Regions from separate parts of the Homo sapiens genome. Here region 1 is linked to region 2. A link is a loop called in an ENCODE intact Hi-C map of the cell type or tissue named here. Cell type or tissue: sigmoid colon. All regions are shown on one strand. Each heading gives the region's core, and the rest is flanking DNA. Links, peaks and the distances in the headings are about the cores only.

The links. A loop is a pair of places that touch in the nucleus more often than their neighbours do. Peaks named below come from ENCODE experiments on the same cell type or tissue, not always from the same donor. Only the 100,000 strongest peaks of a DNase experiment are listed, where the experiment ranks them.
Region 1: it touches region 2 in a loop (4-fold over the local background); 1 of 110 quality-filtered maps calls a loop at or near these places.

Annotation. Positions count from the first base shown.
Region 1 is chr17:11,298,985-11,309,254 of GRCh38, reverse strand. The region is part of intron 2 of SHISA6 (shisa family member 6); the gene reads right to left. It overlaps LOC124903929 (a long non-coding RNA gene), which reads left to right. Exons shown (of 2, transcript XR_007065623.1): 2 at 468-734. Among named protein-coding and RNA genes, the nearest start is that of SHISA6, 63 kb to the right of the region's middle. In sigmoid colon, for the core only: no CTCF peak of the experiment used is centred there; a DNase peak (open chromatin) is centred at 4,424.
Region 2 is chr17:10,739,180-10,749,449 of GRCh38, reverse strand. The region is part of intron 1 of TMEM220-AS1 (TMEM220 antisense RNA 1); the gene reads right to left. Among named protein-coding and RNA genes, the nearest start is that of TMEM220, 14 kb to the right of the region's middle. RefSeq lists an enhancer at 243-792. In sigmoid colon, for the core only: no CTCF peak of the experiment used is centred there; no DNase peak of the experiment used is centred there.

The DNA.
Region 1 (10,270 bases), core at 786-8,785, 560 kb before region 2:
GTTGGCTTGAGCCTGTAATTCCAGCTACTTGGGAGGCTGAGGCAGAAGGATCCTTGGAGTCTAGGAGTTCAAGACCAGCCTGGGCAGCATAGCAAGACCCCATCTCTAAAATCATTTTTTAAATTGGCTAAGCATGGTGGCATGCACTTGTAGTCCCAGCTACTCGGGAGGCTGAGGGAGGAGGATTGCTTGAGCCTAGGAGTTTGGGGCTGCAGTGAGCTATAATGGTGCCACTGCATTCCAGCCTGGGTGACAGAGCAAGACCCTGTCTCAAAAAAAATTTAAAAAGCCACGTGGATGATTCGTGCTCCACTGGCAGTGCCCAATCTTTGGAAGTTTAGTATCTGGTGAAAGTATGAAACTGAGAGCCTACAGGTTTACCGAACTAATTTGCCACTGTGCCTTCCAGTCTGACTCTGAAAGGTTGCCTGTTCTTCCCTTTACATAACAAAGCATTTTCTTTACAGCTGTTGCCTGCATCGCAGCCACCGAGCATGGAGAGATTCCCCTGTGGATACTTACCCAACAGAACTCAAGTATTGGTTGCAGCCTGAGCCCTGGGCAAAGATCAGCTGTGAGATCGCAGAGTTTCTTTATTAAAGAACAAATCATGCTGGACAAACTTGATTGCTTTTTGGATCAGCTTGTGAAATGAGGAGGGCTTAGCGAACGTAGCCGATCACAGTATCTGGGGTGTTTAGTGAGTTATTTAATAAAGCACTCTGGAAATTGTACTGGGAAGTCTGAGATACTGTGGCCTTTGGTAGAGGGGAAAAGAGAAAGCTCCGTTGGTATCCTTGGATGCAGAAGGGAGAAAACCACGCTCCTGCCATTTCCAGGAGGTTAATTTGCTGCATTCCTGTGCACATATGAGGTTAGGAGGAAGGGTTGGGCAGAGGCAGATGTTTGTGTGTTTAGGGAGCTGGGATCACCCTGATGGAATTCTGGCAGTTTGCTTCTTTAGCTGTGCCTTCTCCACCCTGGCATTTCTGCCTGTTACATGGCCATCTTCCTGAACAGAAATTGTGAAAAAGCCAAAACACTAAGGAAATTCAGGGCAGATGGTTCGTCCCTCTGGACTGCAGGTTTCTCACCTATAAAATCAGAGATTGGGCCAGCATTTCTAAAGGCCCCCTAACCCTGCCCTTCCATGATAGATTTTGGTGACCTGGGCATCAACCTCCCTAGTGCCCACTTCCTTACCCCACCAAAGTCAGACCATCAGGACAACAGCTCAGACACCAAACTCCGCTGTATTATTTGGAGGCACCGGAAGAAACTGCCTTTTTTCTAGTACACTCCTTTCATTTGCTTGTTGATACTAAACACTTCTTAGTTATTCTACCTTCAACATTCTCATCTGTAAAATGAAAGGCTGGGCTGGCATTTCTAAGGGTCCTCCAATCCTATCTATGTAACAATTTTCGTTATTCAATATCCCTTTACTCACATTATTTTTCTCCATAGCATGTACCATTATGTGAAGTTATACTATGAATTGGAATATTTGTTTACCTCAAGTCAAGGTAAACTTCATGAGAGCATAGACTTTATGCAAACAGCATGAATGATGCACACTGCTCAATGTCCATCCCAATCCATTCTCCCCGTCTTCCATGGTAGGAGAACAATAACCTGACACACAGGTGGCCAGACACACACTCCATTCCCCAGCCTCCCTTGCTGTTAGGTGTGGCTATGTGCCTATGAGCTCAACTAAGAAAGATGAATAAGAGTACTGTGAGCCACGTCTGGGCTGAAAGCTGAGAGATGATGGACCTGCTTCCTTCCTCTTGCTTTCCTCTTCCGATAAGCTGGAGAATTGACACTGGAACCCAGCTTTGGCTATGCAGACACGGACAATGACTTAATGAAGGCAGGCGAACAATATGGAAGAAACCTAGCTCCCCAAGCTAATGCATGGAGCAGAGCTCATTGTCAACCTGAAACTCAGATAGTTGTGTAAGCAACAGTTATCTCAATAGAGCCACTGCATTTGGAGATCTCTTGAGTAGAGCAACTTAGACTCTAACTGGTACAGACAACAGAGTACTAAATATATCCCTAAAACTTAAAGTATAATAAAAAAAAAAGAAAAAAAGAAAAAAAAAGAAAACAAACAAACAAAAATAAATAAATAAATATATGGCACTGTCTTAAAGGTTATTTTGCAAAGAGATATAGAAGAAATAAAATTTTTCCACTGGGGGGTTGCGAGAAACAGGGCTTGAAATGCCATCTGCTTCCATATTCTGAACATCAGGAGATACACTGCTTTCTTCAAAGCCTTCTTTCAGAGGCATCTTTTAGGCAAAGATCAACTTAAGGATGTTGCCTTCCCTTTCCACCAACTCCTACGGCTGGTTTTGGATGGGACAAGTCACCATGGAAATAAAGGAGATGGGGATAGGTCAAAGAAGCAAAGGATAAAGCAGATTTAAGAGCGATGTCTAGGAAAGAATACTAAGTGCAGTTGCTGGAACATGGAACTGACAGGAAGCAAGTAGACCAGAAGCCTATTAAGTCATCTGTGGGAATTTATTGCCAAAGAAGGACTGGACTGGGCCTGAAAAAACCTGTGACTGTTCTGTGCCTAAAGCCACCACAGCCCTTATCACATCCAAAAAATAAGCAAGTAACGAAGTTTTCAGACTCCAAAGGGCGGGCTCACCAATGCCCACTCAGGTGCAGTCACAGAGGACACAAACGAAGACCCCAAGGATGAATACAGTGGACACAGTATATCATGGCCATAAACAAGGGCATGCTTCCCAGAGAGCGGAACCAGGGTCTCAATCAGAAACCTCCTCCACTCTCAAGGCAATTTCTACCCAGCAGAAGCCCATCATTGCTGTGGCCCAGCTCTGTGGCCCTCCTTCTCTTTTCTCAATGGAAACTGTTCTTGTGAATTGTTCGGCTCTGCTCCACCATTGCATCCTGTATGGGGAGGTCTTGGGGAGATGGATGAAGGCTTGTGGTGGGGGAAGGCTGAGATCACTTACTTTCCTTTTTCAACCTCTGGATCGGGAATCCAGACCTCATGAGAGGAGAATTGCTTAAGATCCAGGGATCCTGAACTCAGACCTAGGTAAGATCAACCTAATTAGTGGTATATGGTTTGCAGTGAATAAGCAACAATTTATAAAACACTTAGTACACTGTCAGCATTCAGTAAAATGAGCTATTTTTTCAGGTCTTCATAGCTGATGAGGTTTGGTGGGGTTGTTTGCTTTGGGGCACGGTGGCAGATGTCCTGTTTGTAAGAAGAAGGGTACGCACAGGCATCTGGTGTTCAGAGGCGCTGACTATGACAGTGAAGACCACTAACTGCCCACAAATAATGCCTTCTCCCTTTCTCTGTGGTAATAAAATCAGAGCCTGGCCATCAGCTGGACAGTCCACCCCATCTCCCAGCCTCCCTAGCTGTTGGCCTCCGCTCCGAGACATAAGCAGACGTGATGGTGCTACACGCAGGTGGAGGCTCGGGGCAGGGTGGGCCTGTCTCCTCCACTCTCTGTCATGCCCTGAGGGCTGAGCACAGACTGTTGTGGTCCAGCTTGGACCACAAAGAAAATGTTCCGGGTTCTGGGCCTAGGGAATGGCAGAGCCACCCGCAACACCAAACTCAAAGACTGTTACAAAAGAGAGAAACTTCCGATTTCTTGATGCATGTTTGAATCTCTGTCACAGCAGTTGAGTGTGTCATCCCAAGCGGGCTTCATCAGTCAATCCAGCCTGCTGTGCAGCAGTCTGTGAGGCGACACAGACAATGCAACCTGAACTCGGGCCCTTCTCCCGCCATTTCAGGGGCTCTCCAGGACACGTTGCAATTTGTTTCCATTAGCTTTGCTCCCCCTCTTCCTGTGCATTGCTTATTGATCTCAGAAATTTATTTAAATTCATTGAATCTTGGTTTTCTTACTTGTTGACTATAAAGATGACTTCATGGTTAAAAGGGTTGTACAAAGATCCATGAAGTAGCTAGTTTTATGGAATGCTGACAATGTCCTAGGTGCTTCATGAATGCTTGCTTATTCAGTGTAAACAGTATACCCCTAATGAGTTGATCTTAGGAGCCCTGCTTTTTGTAAGAGGAAAAGGAGGCACAAAAGTTGTTCCAGAACTCGCCCAAGGGCACACCACCAGCAGGTGCTATGCTTCACCAGGGATGAGATGTGACGCATGAAGAAGTGCCTCAAAAGCCCCAACACCACAGGTCAATGTGACATCTAGTCTTGTAACTGTGGAAGGACTCTTTGAACCACATAAAAATCGGAACAACAAAGCTGTGCATCGAAACATGCGGTCTGAGGAACTATCACAGCACTGCTTCTGCTTCTCTTTGGTCCTCTTTGACCAACCAGCCACCCAGAAGCCCAGCAGGAAGAGGTCTCTTACAAGTGGCCAAGCGCAGTGAGACCTGCCTGGCACCGAGCCCTCATCCCCAGCTCCTACCGGGAACAGTTCTGGCAAGTCTCAGGGCTGAGTTTCCCTACACTCCGGCTTGAAGTGTCCCTGGAAAGTTCCCAGAGTTATTTTGGGATCTTCTCTCTTCTCCTCCACACCTCACTGGCACTCCTTCCTTGGCATCATCACTGAAGCATAGCCCTAAAGGGTGCTGTGGTCCCCACTCATCTCGTCTTCTGATGCCTCCCCAACCTGTGCCCACTCCTCACTTCCTCTCCAATCAGCTCAAAATGCTGCTGGCAAAATACCCTTTCTCCTACCTCCCAGCACCCACCCGCCCTTTGCTTCTCTCTGCTGGCTTCTCCCCATTGCATCCCAGTACCAGGCATCCCAGGCATCATTCCTCCCCACCTCACAGAGCAAGGCTCAAGCAGGGGCCGTCATCTTTTGACTGCAGGTGTTGAGATCAAAGCTGTAGGAGGAAAAGGTAGATCTTGAGCCTAGGACGTGAGATGCTGTGTGATCATCCTCCCTCTGCTCGTGAAGCTCACATCTTCCTGTTCGCACCACTTCACACTGCCACCCGGCCACCTCCCCAGTGCCTTCGTCCAACTCCAGGCACTGACCCCTCCAGGGCCCCTCTCACTGGAGCAGGGCAGCTCCCCTAGAGCAAAGGGGCCTCTTGGCCAGTCAGGCCCTCGTTACCCACTGGGGACCCTATCGCTCACCAGGAAAGGTGCAAACTACCCAAAGCTTCCCAGGAAAGGGCTTCTATCCTAGAAGGCCTTCCTGATATGGCCTTCTGCTCCATTCGTCTGTGCAGAAACAGTGAGGCCTGGGGATCCTCACATCTGCTCCTGGATATGGAGCCGGTCAGGCCCTGCAGCTTTTGGCACGCTGGAAACATGGCCTCTTCTCGGGCACCTGCCCTTCCACTGCTGTACCCACCTCAGGCCCACCCTAGAAACACAACTGGAGGAAACACAGAAGCAGGGATGGCATGTCCCCATCCCCACATTTACCCCCAACTCAGCACACTCCTCTGAGGAGTCATCCTTACAACGAGCTTTTATTATGACCTTTTGTGCTGCAGGTATTGAGGGCAGAGAAGGGTCTTTGAGTGACACGCATGGCCAACTGGGACTGGGGGCTTGAGAGCACCAGGCCTGATGGCTCCCTTGTCCTCTGTATGCTGGAGATGGCTCCCCAGGCTCAGCCTTCTGCATGTGGCCTTTTTCTGTGTGGCTCTCCTACAGGTAAAAAATCCCGTCACCTCATGGCAGCATCAGAGAAGATCACACTCTCACATACACACAACCACACAATCACACACTCAACCATGCTCACAGTCACACACAAGTGATCACATATATTCACACACAACCACACATACAGCCATACAACTGCACACAAAACCACACACACATGCTCACAACCAGACACAATCACACACACAACCACACTCAGAATCATGCACAAAACACCACACACAACCATACTCACGACCACACATAACCAATCACATACATTCACAACTATACACACAACCATACAACTGCACATAAAACCACACACATACTCACAACCACAATCACACAACCACACTCACAATCACACTGAATCTTACACACACACACACACAAAACCACACAAGCACACACACTCAAACATAACTACACTGGTAATCACACACAAAATCACACACTGATACGTACACACACACAGGTAATCACAATTGTGTATGTATCACACAATCATACAAGCACATAGGCTGCTCACTGCACTGCACTGCACTGGGTTGGGGGCGTCATCACACTACTCAGTCAGACGTCTTTCTTTCCCAGGAGCCCTCCACACCCCATGCTACAGCCCAGCTTGATGGGAAATGACAAAGCCATCAGCCTTCAATGAAACTCCAGCAGAACCTGCAGGAAGTCTGTTTCATCTAGAAACCTCTCATTTCAAACGCCCCCCTCCTCTCCACCTGGATGACTCTCTGCTTTTTCCCCCACCCCCATATTGTTTCTATAGCAACCTCGGTCCCTGGGTAGGGCTGTTGCTGAGAGCTGCAACCCTTCGGGTCTGCCCTCTTGGCCCTATATGTGAAATGGTTGGATCACAAATCATCTTCCTGCTAGGACCTAAGCAGGACTTCCAATGTTGGAAGCAAAAGACGGCTTGGACTGGTCCAGATGTTCCAGAGGCCACCAATGCACTCAGGCTATTTCCTCAACATCTGCTTCTCTCCCTCTCTCTCTTGCTTTTCAAAAGCTTAGGCCTGGCAAGGAAATGCTTGCCTGTTTCTGGCACGTTCATGTACCAGATGTACCATCCCCTTATTGCAATAAAATACAGGCAGATGCATAGGTGACCACGTAAAAAATGAGCTGAGAAAAGATCTGGATGTCCTGGGACCTGGATTCTGGACACAGGTCAGCCACTTTCTGGCTGCTGGACCTAAGAGCAAATTCCTCATGTGCAGAATAAGAACTTTATACTGGACAAACTTAGGAGGTTCCTTCCAGCATAACATTTTGTGGTCTATTTCACTCTCTACAACTCCTCAAATTTTGCTGTCAGGAAACTGAGCCTGACAAAATTTGAATTCTTTCAGAAAACTCCAACAGAGGCCTAAAGTTAAGCTCTAGGCCTGATATGGTTTGGCTGTGCCCCCACCCAAATCTCAATTTGAATTGTGTCTCCAAGAATTCCCATGTGTTGTGGGAGGGGCCCGGAGGGGAGGTAACTGAATCATGGGGGCCGGTCTTTCCTGTGCTATTCTCATAATAGTGAATAAGTCTCACAAGATCTGGTGGGTTTATCAGGGGTTTCCGTTTTTGCTTTTTCCTCATTTTCTCTTGCCGCCGCCATGTAAGAAGTGCCTTTTGCCTCCCACCATGATTCTGAGGCCTTCCCAGCCATGTGGAACTGTAAGTCCAACTGAACCTCTTTCTCTTCCCAGTCTCTGGTATGTCTTTATCAGCAGTATGAAAACGGACGAATACAAGGCTCCTAAAGCCAAAACCATGCAAAGGGAGAGGACCCCTACAGCTGGCAGTTTCCCCTTATGAGAAATCTCTCCTTGAAGGAGTCACACCTGCATTCCCATCCTTTCTACCGGCATGACATTGACTTGGGGATCCACAAGGACACACCTAGATTGCAGGAACGTTCATAGGAAATGCAGTAAGAGTGGGAAGTTTTCTGGAAGCTGCCTCTGGCTGGAGGAGGCAGGAAGGAGGGGAACGGCAAGGAGGTTGACTGAAGGACGCCTGGAAGAGAAAGACTCATTCATGCACGGTGTGACCAGAGTGGGGAAAGCCTTTATCACAGTTCTCTGGTCAGCACCTTTGCAAAGGAGTGAATTTAGGAAGATACTGACCCAAAGTGCTGCAATCATTTGGACTAGAGCTCATTAGGCCCTAGCAAAGCCCGGAGCCCCCAAAGAAGTGGAAAATTAGAAAGACAAATAAAGGTCAATGTACCATCCCCTTATTGCAATGGAATTATTTACCCACCTGGGGAATTTGATGCCTGGAGAATGTGTAATTAATGGTCCTGGGGGCTGCAACGCACCCAGGAGATAAACAGTGCAACTTCAACTTGAGGGTCCAATGCTCCCCACCCCAGTACCCACCACTACATCATAGGCTGTTAGGGAGGAAGAAAACTAGTGAGGGTTCCAGCTGCATTAAAGGGGTCTGCTACCGGGCTCAGCACAGGCAGAGAGGCTCTGACAGCTAGACGTGGAAGGCCCACAGTGAAGCTGAGCACGGGACTCCACGCAGCTGTACTGGAGAAGTTCTTTTGCTTCAGGCCTTGCAAAAAAACTCTTTAAACGTGTTTCCCTTGACTGGTATTAAAGGCTGTTTGTTTTCTCTTCTGTGTGAACATGTTGTGATTTTCTCTCCCCCCACCCCATACAGGGCTGAACAATTACAGTATGTTCTTGAAGCACAAGCAGATGGGGCGGGAGGGTGGGGCTGTGTTCCCCCATGTGCTCCACCTCCCTTCCCTACCACCCAAACTGAAATTATCAACTAGCATTTCACAAAGAGCCAGGTTCCTGGCCAGTATGCCGGGGAATTGAAATAAGAAGCCTGTTTTTCCTAGAGCCATCTCTTATGAAGGGGTAATATTTAAACCCACAGTCACTGAATTACAAAAAAAAAAAAAAAGAAAAAGAAAAAAAAGTCCTAAACTGGCAAAAAGGGAATTCTCTCCCAAGAAGGGCACACAGGCTTGCCACAACTCACTCTCTAAAAGCTCACTGGTGCCACGGGTGTCTTGGATGTGACACCCAGATGAAAACTTAGAGATCAAAACTGAAAATGGCCCACAGGCTTCATCGTGCCTGACAGTTCGGGTCAACTGACAGGGCTGCCTGGAAAACAGTGTTGAGAAGGATTCTAAGATGCACTCGGATTCTGAAGGAAAGAGGGCTGCAGTCAGTTGCCAGTGCTCCATGGACACGAAGAGAAGGGCAGTGGCTTGCATGCCCCATGTTTGCCCATCCTAAGTCAGTACGGCACAGTGGTGCCCAGGGCCCAGGTCTACACTGGTTGGGAACTCATGCTTCGGGTATTGTGGTAAACAGAAAAATGCCTCCCAAAGATATCCACATCCCAGTCCTTAAACCTGTGAAGGTGTTGCCTTTCTTTTTTTCTTTTTTCTTGTTTTTCTTTTTTTTTTTTTTTTGTTTTAAGATGGAGTCTTGCTCTGTCGCACAAGCTGGAGTGCAGTGGCGTGATCTCAGCTCACTGCAACCTCCACCTCCCAGGTTCAAGCGATTCTCCTGCCTCAGCCTCCCAAGTAGCTGGGACTACAGGCACATGCCACCACGCCCAGCTAATATTTTGTATTTTTAGTAGAGATAGGGTTTCACTGTGTTAGCCAGGATGGTCTTGATCTCCTTACCTCGTGATCTGCCCACCTCAGCCTCCCAAAGTGCTGAGATTACAGACGTGAGCCACCGCACCTGACCTGAAGGTGTTGCTTTTCATGGCAAAAGGAACCTTGCAAGTGGGATCAAGTTAAGGTTCTTGAGATGAGGAGACCACCCTGGATTGTGTGGGTAGGCCCACACGGGATCCTTATAAGTGGACACAGGTTGGTCAGAGTCAGAGAGAGAAGGTGATGGGATGGGGAAAACAGAGATTGGAGTGATGCACTTTGAAGATGCAGGAAAGGACCGTAAGCCAATGAATGCATATGGCCTCTAGAAGCTGGAACAGGCAAGGAAATCGATTCTCCCCTAGAGCCTCCAGAAGGAACCAGCCCTAACATATCTTGACTTCAGCCCAGTGAAAGCTATTTTGGACTTCTGGCCCAGAAATGTAAAAGAATAAATGTGTGTTGTTTTAATCACAGGGAATAAATTTGTGTTGTTTAAATCTGCGGTAATTTGTTTTAGCAGTTAATAGGAAATGAATACAGCATGTTACTTATTCTCTGTGTCTCAGTTCCTGCATTGAAAAAAAAAACACCAGAAATAGTAATATCTACCTCTGATGGAGCTTTCAGGACAATTAAATGTAATATAATGTATGTAAATCACTTAGAATAGCATCTGGCACCCAGTAATTCTCAATAAATATTAGCTATGATTATTCCGATCCAACTGCTTTATTTTATGGGGGAGAACATTAAAATCCAGACAGAGAATAGAATGTACTAGAGGTCACAATGACACAATGAAGAAATGTGGTCCATCCTAATGCTTTATTACTGAAGAGTAGCTCTTTTATTTGTGAAAGGGACATGGGAGCTACAGAAGATTCAACCATTCTTGGTCATGGAAGGAAAGGGGATGTATTTTCGCCATGACTTTTAGTGGCAAAAACTGCAGTTACTTTTGCATCAA
Region 2 (10,270 bases), core at 672-8,671:
CGCATATTACTGTTGTGGTTAGTCAACTACTGCACAATTGCTTAGTCAATGTCTGTCTCATTAGAACATAAGCTCCCATGACTGTGGGACCAGAGCTGTGTTATCCACCAGTGTGCCCTCTACCACCAAGAATGACTGAACTAATGAAGAGTCCATGCTGTCCTGTATGTTCTCCAATTCTTTCATTTCTTAGCCACGGTTGTCCTGACTTCTTAGACAAATGTCAAATGCCTCAAAGGCACAGAATGAGATTTAATGAGTGTCCCCACCTCCTCAGCACCTAGTCCAATGTCAAGCACAGAGTGGCCAATCGCTGATTGATTGATGATTGCTTGCTGCCTGAACCTCCGGAACTCCCCTGCCGAGAAAGGGAGTGAGGGATTCTTGTGCTTCTCCAAAGACTGAAGGGCAGAGGCCTCAGTAATTTCTGGACTGAGCTTAGGCAGAGAGGAGGTAATTAGCTCAAATCACATTAACATGGTTCTCAGGAAATGGCTGCTGAATTAGATATTCCAGCCACAGCAGCCACCTCTATTTAATAGGACATTAATGCTCATTCTGAGCAATTACTGTATTTGCAATGGTTTCTTAATGTTCAGCTTCTGGAGCCCTGAAAGGAAAGGGCTTTGTGCTTCCAGTAACCAGCTCTCCACCGTAAGGCAGAGGAATGAGCTGGGGAAATGCTCCCGGCCAGATCAGGGAGCCAACGCCCCAGACAGTCTGGAGAAGAGGCCAGGGACTCCAGGCTCCTGTGCCTGGCTTCTCCGACCAGCCGATACCCCCAGGGCCTCGCTAAGGGTGGGCCTATACAGGCAGAGGCAGGAAGGTCTCTATGCACAAGTGAGCCTCACTGAACCTTCTCTACTGCTCCCTGCAGTTATGCAGCTGCCTAAAGCCAGTCCCTGCTAAGTGCTCCTAACAGCATCCAGTACCTCTCCCAGCACAATGCTTACCATACTTATCATTTTGATTCTAATAGCATTTCCCCCCTTGATTTTAGAGTAATTAAGGTTCACTGCAAAAATAAAGCAAAGTGTAAAATAAGCCAACAGATCACATCTCTAATGTTTTCCTGTGCATAGGCACACATAAACATATGTAAAGACTGGCTTTAAAACAATGGAGCCAATCCAATCATCCACTCTCTGCTTTGGGACAATGGAGTGACCACTTTGTTTTAATTGCTTACGTAATTATCTGCCTTTTCCTATGAGACGTAGCCTCAGCGTGGGCAGCACCCAGCCAGGCTCACTACTGCTTGTTGGCAGAGTACCTAGCACATGGCAGTCACCCCACAAATGATAGCTGGCTAGATGGCCTGTCAGGTAGCATCCTTTGGGTTGCAAGCAACCCAATTAAAACTGGCTAAAGGAATGTAATAGCTAAAAAATCTTGGATGTTCAGGAATAGTTCTAGCTTCAAATGAGACTTGATCCAGTAACTCAAACCATGTCATCCAGTATCTAATCAACCTTTCCCTCTCTCTCTGTACCTGTCTCCCACTCCATCCTATCTTGTGTGGCTCCTTGGGTTGGCCCAGAACACCCAGGCAGACAAGATCTTGTTCTTACACCACATGGTCCAGATAAGAACCAGCTATTCTCTCATTAGCCTAAATTGGGGTGCACGACTTTCTCTGAAGCCATTCCAGTGGCCAGTGCAATGGCTAGATCTGGGGTGGGGTCCATCCCACCAAAGCCCCATGGGAGGAACTGGAGAAGGGAAAGGAAAACAGATACTCAGTAGCAACAAAATACGAAGAGATGGGTGGACACGTAGGCAGGTGGATGGAAGAATGAATCAGTGACTGAGGAGAGCAGCAAGAGGAGCTAGATCATTGCAATGTTCTCTCTCTTGGGAATCTGACCATGACTAGCAGTATGGGAGTGCGGCGGAAGAGGCAGAGAGGCTGCGGGCAGGAGATGGGCAGAAGGGCACAGAAGAGAAGCAGCAGCAGAGGGAGCGAGGAAGCCTCCCCATATCCTACCTGATACACCATCTAGCCAGCTACCATTTGTGGAGTGACTGTCATGTGCTAGGTGCTCTGCCAACAAGCAGTAGTGAGCCTGGCTGGGTGCTGCCCACGCTAAGACTGCACCTCATAGGGAAAGGCAGACAATTACATAAGCAATTAAAACAAAGTGGTCACCCCACTGTCCCAAAACGGGGCATGAGAATGAGTGGACGATGGGCTGTTCCAGCAAGAAGCCACCAGCTCCTGCTTCTGAAGACCAAAGGGGACGTGGCTGTTCCACCTGCAGAAGCCACATCGCATGGGGTCCCGCATTCAAGAACCCATTCTCATCCTGTTCTGAGATTTTTGTCTCCTCTTTTTGCCCATCATTATGCTTATAATAATCACTATGTTCCCTATCCTATTTAATTTGTTTCTTGAGCTATCCAGAGTAATTTTTTCTTCATTCCAACCAAAGGGGCTAACCAAATAAAATGTCTTTATTAATTTGACCAAGCATCAATATTAAAGAATGGAGTGACAGAACTAGTTATTGAAGGGAATTTTGACTTCTCCCCTGATTAGCAATTCGCAACAGCTGCTTAATCTAACCTGGGTTTCCCACCCCCGAGTTAAAAGCTAAGAAGGCAGTTGCTGAGTGCATTTTCTAAGTGTGTCACGTACATCCACTCATGTAACACTCTCAACCCTAGGAGGTACAGCTGCTTCCATCTATCCATTTTACAGATAAAGAAATGCAAATCATATGAGGCATAGCTGGGATTTGAATCCACGGAGTCCAGTTCTAGAATCTGTGTTCTTAGTTACTAGGTTTTCCCAGTCTTTTAGTGTGGACTACCCTTTCTAATGTACCTTCCCTTTGTTGTATTTTCAAACCTCTTTTTTTTCTGTCAACCTACTACAAGATCCTGAATGCAGAAAATATTCTGGCTTTTCAATCTGCCATCTGCAGTGGAACCGCCACCAAAATACAGATTTTTTAATAAAAATCTTTACGGGGAAGACCGTCATCCTCAAGGTCGAACCCTTGGATATGACAGAAAATGTAAAGGCCAAGACCCAGAATAAGAAAGGAATTCCTCTTGATCAGCAAAGGCGGATCTTTGCTGGAAAGCAACTGGAAGAAAAAGATGGATGTACTTTGACTCTTTCTTTCTTTCTTTCTTCCTTTCTTTCTTTCTTCTTTCTTTTCTTTCTCTCTTTCCCCTCCCTCCCTCCCTCCCTTCCTTCCTTTCTTCAGAGAGAGTCTTGCTGTGTCACCCAGGTTCCCAGGTTGGAATGCAGTGGCACAATCTTGGCTCACTGAAACCTCCACCTTCTAGGCTCAAGTGATGCTCCCACCTCAGCCTCCCAAGTAGCTGGGATTACAGGCACACACCACCATGCCTGGCTGATTTTTGTATTTTTAGTAGAGACAGGGTTTCATCATGTTGCCCAGGCTCATCTTGAATTCCTGAGCTCAAGCAATCCCCCACCTCGGCCTCCCAAAGTGCTGGGATTACAGGCATGAGCCACCGCGCCCGGCTGATTTTCTTTTATTTGTAGTAGAGACTGGGTTCCACCATCTTGGCCAGGCTGGTCTCGAACTCCTGACCTCGTGATCCACCCGCCTTGGCCTCCCAAAGTGCTGGGATTACAGGCGTGAGCCACCGCGCCCAGCTGACTACAACTTTCAAAAAAAGTCTACTCTTCATCCTGTGGTAAGACTTCATGGTGGTGCTAACAAAATGAAGAAATCTTACACCACTCCCAAGAAGAAAAGCAGGAGAGAAAGAAGGTTAACTGGCTGACTTGAAATACTAGAAAATGGATGAGAATGGCCAAATTACTTGCCTTCTTTGGAAATGCCCTTCAGATGATTGTGGCACTGGAGTGTTTATGGCCAGCCACTTGGAGCGAAATTACTGTGGCAAATTGTTGTCTGACTGATTGCTTCAACAAACCAGAAGACAAGTAATTGTGTATGAGTCAGTAAAAGACATGAACTAACATTTTTTTTTAAGTCTGAGTGGAGCCGCTCTGATTAAAGATGGGCGTGAGAGTCACAGCTGCCTCGGCACCTCCCTCCTCCCTCTCAAGGAGCGTTGTTTGAAAATCTCCTGTGTATGTGTGGACAGAAGCAGGGGGGTTGAGAGTCTGAACTGTAAGATTCCAGGGGGGGTCCCCACTCCACTCGCTCTGGGATCCTGGTAAGCCATGTCACCTCTCAGATTTCAGGGTAACCTCCTACAACTCACAGGGGACCAAATGCTCCCTGCCCATCTCAGGGCTCTGCTTGTTGGTTGGGCCAGGCTGGTGACAGATTATTTTCTGCCCAGATAGGCTAGAAGCTAAAAAGAGAAAAATAAAAGGAAGGAAATAATAACTCTTACTCTGCCCCTAGCTCCTAGCTCACCAACTAGGTGCAGAAGTAAAATACAGTAAAGCCCGTAGCTGTCATCAGCTGGAATCCTTTCCATCTCTCTCAAATTTGAAGAGTTATTTTGTCTCTCTCCCTCTCCCTCCCACCCTTTTCCTCGCCTTCTCCCCCTTTCCCTCTCTCCCCTCCTCCCTGTCTCTCTCCCTTTCTCTCTTTCCCTCTCCCCACAATCTATGCCTATGTGTGCGTGTGTGTGTGTGTGTGTGTGTGTGTGTATCAATATCCTCCTCTGTTTTGCTCCTTTCCATCAAGTATTTGAACTTCATCAAACAGTCACTGTATGATCAGCAGAGCAGGCACCGTATATTTGTTCTGTGATTGTAGAACCTACAATCTCCTTTCTGATAAAGGAATCCTACTTGTTTCCATAGAGTATGACGTCCTCAAAATAAACTTACACAGAACATAATTCGATTTTTTAAAGTGCTATATATAAAGCAGGTCTCCCCACAGAGATCAAAGGCCCACTTCCTGCCCACAGTACACGGGGCTGTATCTATTTGTCTGCGGAGATAAGAAGTTCCAATATCTGAGCAGAACTAATTTCAAAGCCTGCTCAGCAGAATTCTGATAAATGTCTTTTAAACGGCTCTGTTGAAATGTGTAACAGCGCTGTCTTTTTTTTTTTTTTTTTTTTTTTTTAAGACAGGGTCTTGCATTGCAGCCACTGGAAAGCTTTATGCCTTAGGGGTGGAATCACTGGGTGGTAGCATGCTCAGGGTCATTTCAAAGAAATGCACGCAGGCCCCATAGCAAAACCTCATCTCTACAAAAAATTTAAAAATTAGCTGGGTATGGCGGTGTGTGCCTGTAGTCCCAGCTGCTTGGGAGGCTGAGGCAGGAGGATCACTTGAGCCCAGGAGGTTGAGGCTGCAGTGAGTTATGACAGAAGCACTACACTCAAACCTGAATGACAGAGTGTGACCCCGATTCCAAAAAAGAAAGAGAGAGAGAGAGAGAAAGACAGAAAGAAAGAAAGAAAGAAAGAAAGAAAGAAAGAAGGAAAGAAAGAAAGAAAGAAAGAAAGAAAGAAAGAAAGAAAGAAAGAAAGAGAAAAAAAGAAAGAAAAAGAGAAAGAAGGAGGAAGGAAGGAAGGAAGGAAGAGAAGGAGGGAGGGAGGGAGGGAGGGAGGAATGAATGCACCCTAGGCAGAAACAGGGAATCTGGAGTCAGATGAAGAAGGAATTTAGGCAGGAGAACAGAACTATTGGCCAGGAAAGTTCTGGGCAGTAATTTCTGGATCAAATGACAATCTATCTTCCATGCCAGAAAAGGAACCTCTGATTCATACTAATGATGAAACTGCCCAAGGGATTAAGTATTTTTCCATTCAGGATCTAACTTTAAGATCAGAATCAAGTTCTTCCCCTCTAATTTGGCCCATTTTCTCCATAAAGGACCATTATTATGATACAATAATCATTTTGTGGGTGCATTTTCTAGGCTAGGCACTAAGCGAGCCATTTTTTTTTTACTCACTCGTCCATCCTACAAACCTTTATTGGCAAACCACTGGGCGCCAGGCTCTGTCCTAGGTGTTGCGGATACAGCAATAAGGAATATATGTGAAGTCCCTTTTGTCACGTGGCTCACGTTCAAGTAGGAAGACACATAATCTTTTTAATGAGCAAGTAAATACACCATGCCAAGCAACAAGGAAAGCAAAAAAAAAAAAAAAAAAAAAAGCAGAACGAGGAGATTGAAATAGCATGCAATTTCAGATAGAGGAGTCGAGAGAGACTCTAAGATGAGGTGCAATTTCTACAACCCTGGCCAGCTGCCTTGCAAAGAAAGACAAGCGACCGGTCACAAAGGAAACCAGATTAGGGAGAGATAGATCCGGTGAACCTGTCATCCCTACTACAAACATGTGTTCAGCTGGTAGCAGATCAGTAACATCTTCTCCAGGAGTAAAGGAGAATTTATTTACATGCTCATTACATATGCAGAGTTGTGACCAAATTGCTGCAGGTGACAGGTCCAAGTTCCTATAAGGATGTTCTATGGCTTAATACCCAGACTTTGTTCCGGACTTCATCTCTTAAGTGCTGTCATTTCTTCTGTATAAGCTATGGTTACTTTGGTTTCTTTTCTTCCTCTTAGACAGAAGATTCCAGCTATTATCACATAGCTTCCTCATTTACACTAAATAGAGTAAACCATTATTATGGATGTAAGACGATGGGTTTCATAAGTGAACCCACTGTGAAGGTAGCCTGGACAGGTGTATTAGTCCGTTTTCAAGCTGCTAATAAAGACATACCCAAGACAGAGTAATTTATAAAGAAAAAAAAAAGATGAGGTGCAATTTGAGCAGGAATCTAAAAGCGGTGGGAGATTCAGCCTTCTAGATATCAAGGGAAGGGCAATCCAGTGGAGGGCACGGCGCAGGGAGAGGCCGTGAGGTGGGGGCGCATTGGTGTGTTGGAGGGGTAGCTGGGAAGTGAGCAGTGATGGAGCAGAATGAGCAGAAGGAGGGCATGAGTCCAGAGGGGTCACAGGCCCTGGGAGCATCCTGGGGACATGGATTTTATTCTGAAGCTGTTGGAGAGCTTTGAGATGAAGGAGAGTCATGATTCTATGCATTAAGGACAATTCTAGTTACTGTGAGGAAAACAGGGTTTAGGGAGACAAGAGTGGAAGCTGAGAGACTGGTTAGGCAGCAGATAGCAGATGCCACAGTCCAGGTACGAGGTGTTAGGGTTTGGGTTAGGCTCCTAACCATGAGGGTGGACAGGAGTCGCCCAATTGCAGATATGTTTCCAAAGTGGAAGCAATGAGATTTGTTGTTGAATTAAGCATGGAGGAGAAAAATAGGTCAAAGATGCTTCCAAGATTGTGGCTGGAGCAACCGGGAGAACTGATGGTGCCATTTAGAAAGAGAAGAAGACTTACAAAGAAAGGAGCTGGTTGTGGGCAGGGTATCCAAGATTTGGCTTTGGACCTGTTTGAACAGAAACTGCATAGGAAATGGGGCAGGGTGTAAGGAGAGCCCAAAAGAGGGCTGAGGACTGGGCCCCGGGGTTAGCCCAACTTGTGATTTGGGCGAAGAGGAGGATTCACCAGAGAAGGATTCACCAAAGGAGGCTGAGGAAGAGTAGCCCGGGAGGTTAAGAGAGACCTAAGAGAGAGTGATGTCCCCTGGCAGAGAGCACCAAGTGTTTCAAGGCAGAGGGCCTGATCAACTGTGTCACAAGCCACTGATAAAGGGAGCAACAGGGGACTGAGGCTTGACCTCAGACTTGGCAACACACAGCTGACCTTGATAATGTCAGAATATGTAATTCTGATACCAGCCCTGCAAGCTAAATATTATTGTCTTCATTTTACAGATAAGGCAACAGAGGCCAGAGGAGGTTCAGTGATGCACCCAGGGCCACATAACCAGTGAATGTTGGGGATCAGATTAGAGTGCCCACGTCTCCAGCCTCCTTCTGCCATTGACACCATCACATCGACCATCCGGGCAAGACCCCCGCACCGCCCCCAAGGGCGCAGGCTTGATTTCACTGCCAAGCCAATAATGTCAGCAACAGCACTTATGGTGCTGGACCATAAATGAAACAAGCTTTGAGAACTAACTGCCACCCCAGAGGCCTCAGGGAGGAGGTGGCTGCCCTCAAAGGCTCAGTCTCGTATTCTGTAACCTCTCTACCCTGAAGAAGATCCCACCAGCTGCCTCTTCTTCCAGATCCTGCCAAGAATTAGGCATCTCCCAACCCCACTCCTGGGCCTCTTCTCCACATTCTCCCTGCCAATCATCCCCTTTAATAAAAAACGGTGAATAATTTTCTAGCATGCATCTTTGGATTGTTTACTGATTACCATAAACATTAGCTGCTTTTGAAATGCATTTTTTCAGCTTACTGTATTTTTTTTTGACTGATTTTTTTTTTTTTTGAGATGAAGTCTCACTCTGTCACCCAGGCTGGAGTACAGTGGCTTCATGTCGGCTCACTGCAACCTCTGCCCGCCAGATTCAAGCGATTCTCCTGCTTCAGCCTCCCAAGTAGCTGGGATTACAGGCACCTGCCACCACGCCCAACTAATTTTTGTATGTTTAGTAGAGACGGGATTTCACCACGTTGGCCAGGCTGGTCATGAACTTTTTTTTGACATTTTATAATGAAAATTTTCAAACATACAGTAAAGTTGGAAAGTTTTGAGCAGTGAACACCCACACCCCCCCCCCACTAGACTCTACATGTACCATTTTACTCTCCTCGCTTTACCCCGCGTCTGTCCATGCATTCCTCCCTCTGTCCACCAGCATCCATCTTATTTTCTAAGCAAGCTACAGACGTCAGTACGCGTCACCCCAAACACTTCAGCATGCATGTCACAAACTACAGTTCAATATTGGTTTAAGAGTTTGTTTGGTTTTCCAGATATAATTTGCAAAGAGAGAAATTAACATATCTCATGAGTATGGATGCTGACTTTGGACAAATACATACACAAATAGGTTACTGAAATCTCCATCAAGATACAGAACATTATCATCACCCCAGAAAATTCCCTTATTCTCTTTCCCAGACACTCCTTGTCTCACCCCAAAGGCAACTACTGACCTAATGGCTCTCACATCCATGGTTTTTGCCTCTTCTGGAATTTCACATAGAGTCACACAGCATGTAGTCTTCTGTGTCTGGCTTCTTTGGTTCAGCATGTTTTTGCAATTCATGGATGCGACAGCATGTTAGTAGTCTGTTTCTCTTTTTTGCTAGTGGTATTCCATTATGTAATTATATCACAGTTTGTTTATCCATTCTCTTGTTGATTGCAATAATTCTTTTAATAAAATAAAATTATTCTTTCATGAATTTCTAGTTAGGATGCTTCTGACTTTCTGTTAAGAATTCTCTCATCATCATTTAAAGCAAACTGGGCTTGAGTCGTGGCTGTTTAGAGCCTGATCTTTGAAATCAGAAAGCTCTGGATTTCTACTTCAGTCTCCACTGTTACTAAGTGGGTGACCTTGGGCCAGTTACCTAACCACCCTGCACCTGCACCTTACTTTTACATCTATAAACTGGGAACAAAAATATCTAAAGGATAGGAGGGGCTTATTAGGATTTAAATAATTCATTTATTCCTTGGCTCTTTCCTGTAGCAATAGTTAATAAGAACCCACCGAGTTCAACCCGCTAAGCCTGGGAAGGTAGCAGGAACCAAAAGCAGAGAGAGAGATTGTTCTCATGGGCCTGTTGTTCTGTGGGCTACACAGACACTAAACAACTAATTGTACAGTTAATTATTTAATGGCCATTGTGGTCAGTGCTGCAAGGGAGATGTGACAGCTGCTAAGAGCCTGTGACAGGCTTACGTAAGGAGGCTAAGAGTGGAAAGAGGACAAAGTAGGCAAAGCGGGACCCTTCCCGACAGAAGGAAATGCAGTGTCTGAAAGCTCTCTGGAGGGCAGAAGCACTGCCCTTTGGAAGGACTGAAGAGGCTGTGTAACCACAGGGCCAGGGGTGTGTGTGTGTGTGTGTGTGTGTGCACGTGAAGTGGTGAAGAAGGAAGGTGAGCTGGAACAAGTGGAGGCTGACCAGGCTGGGCAGTGCTCTGAGTACGCAGGGCTTTGCAGACCAGGTTCAAATGTTGGTTTTTAACCCCAGAGCCATAGGCAGTGAGGGGTGCTGGAAGGTAAGCTTCACACAAGAACATCAGGTGGGAGTTGTCTGTTTCGTTCACTGCTATATCCTTAGTGCTTAGATGAGTGCCTTGGATCCATCTGTGGGAGGAAGCGAGGGAGGGAGGGAGGAAGGAAGGGAGGGAGGAAGGAAGGAAGGAAGGAAGGAAGGAAGGAAGGAAGGAAGGGGAAGGGAAGGGAAGGGAGGTGAGGGGAGGAGAGAGGAAGGGAGGAAGGGAGTGGG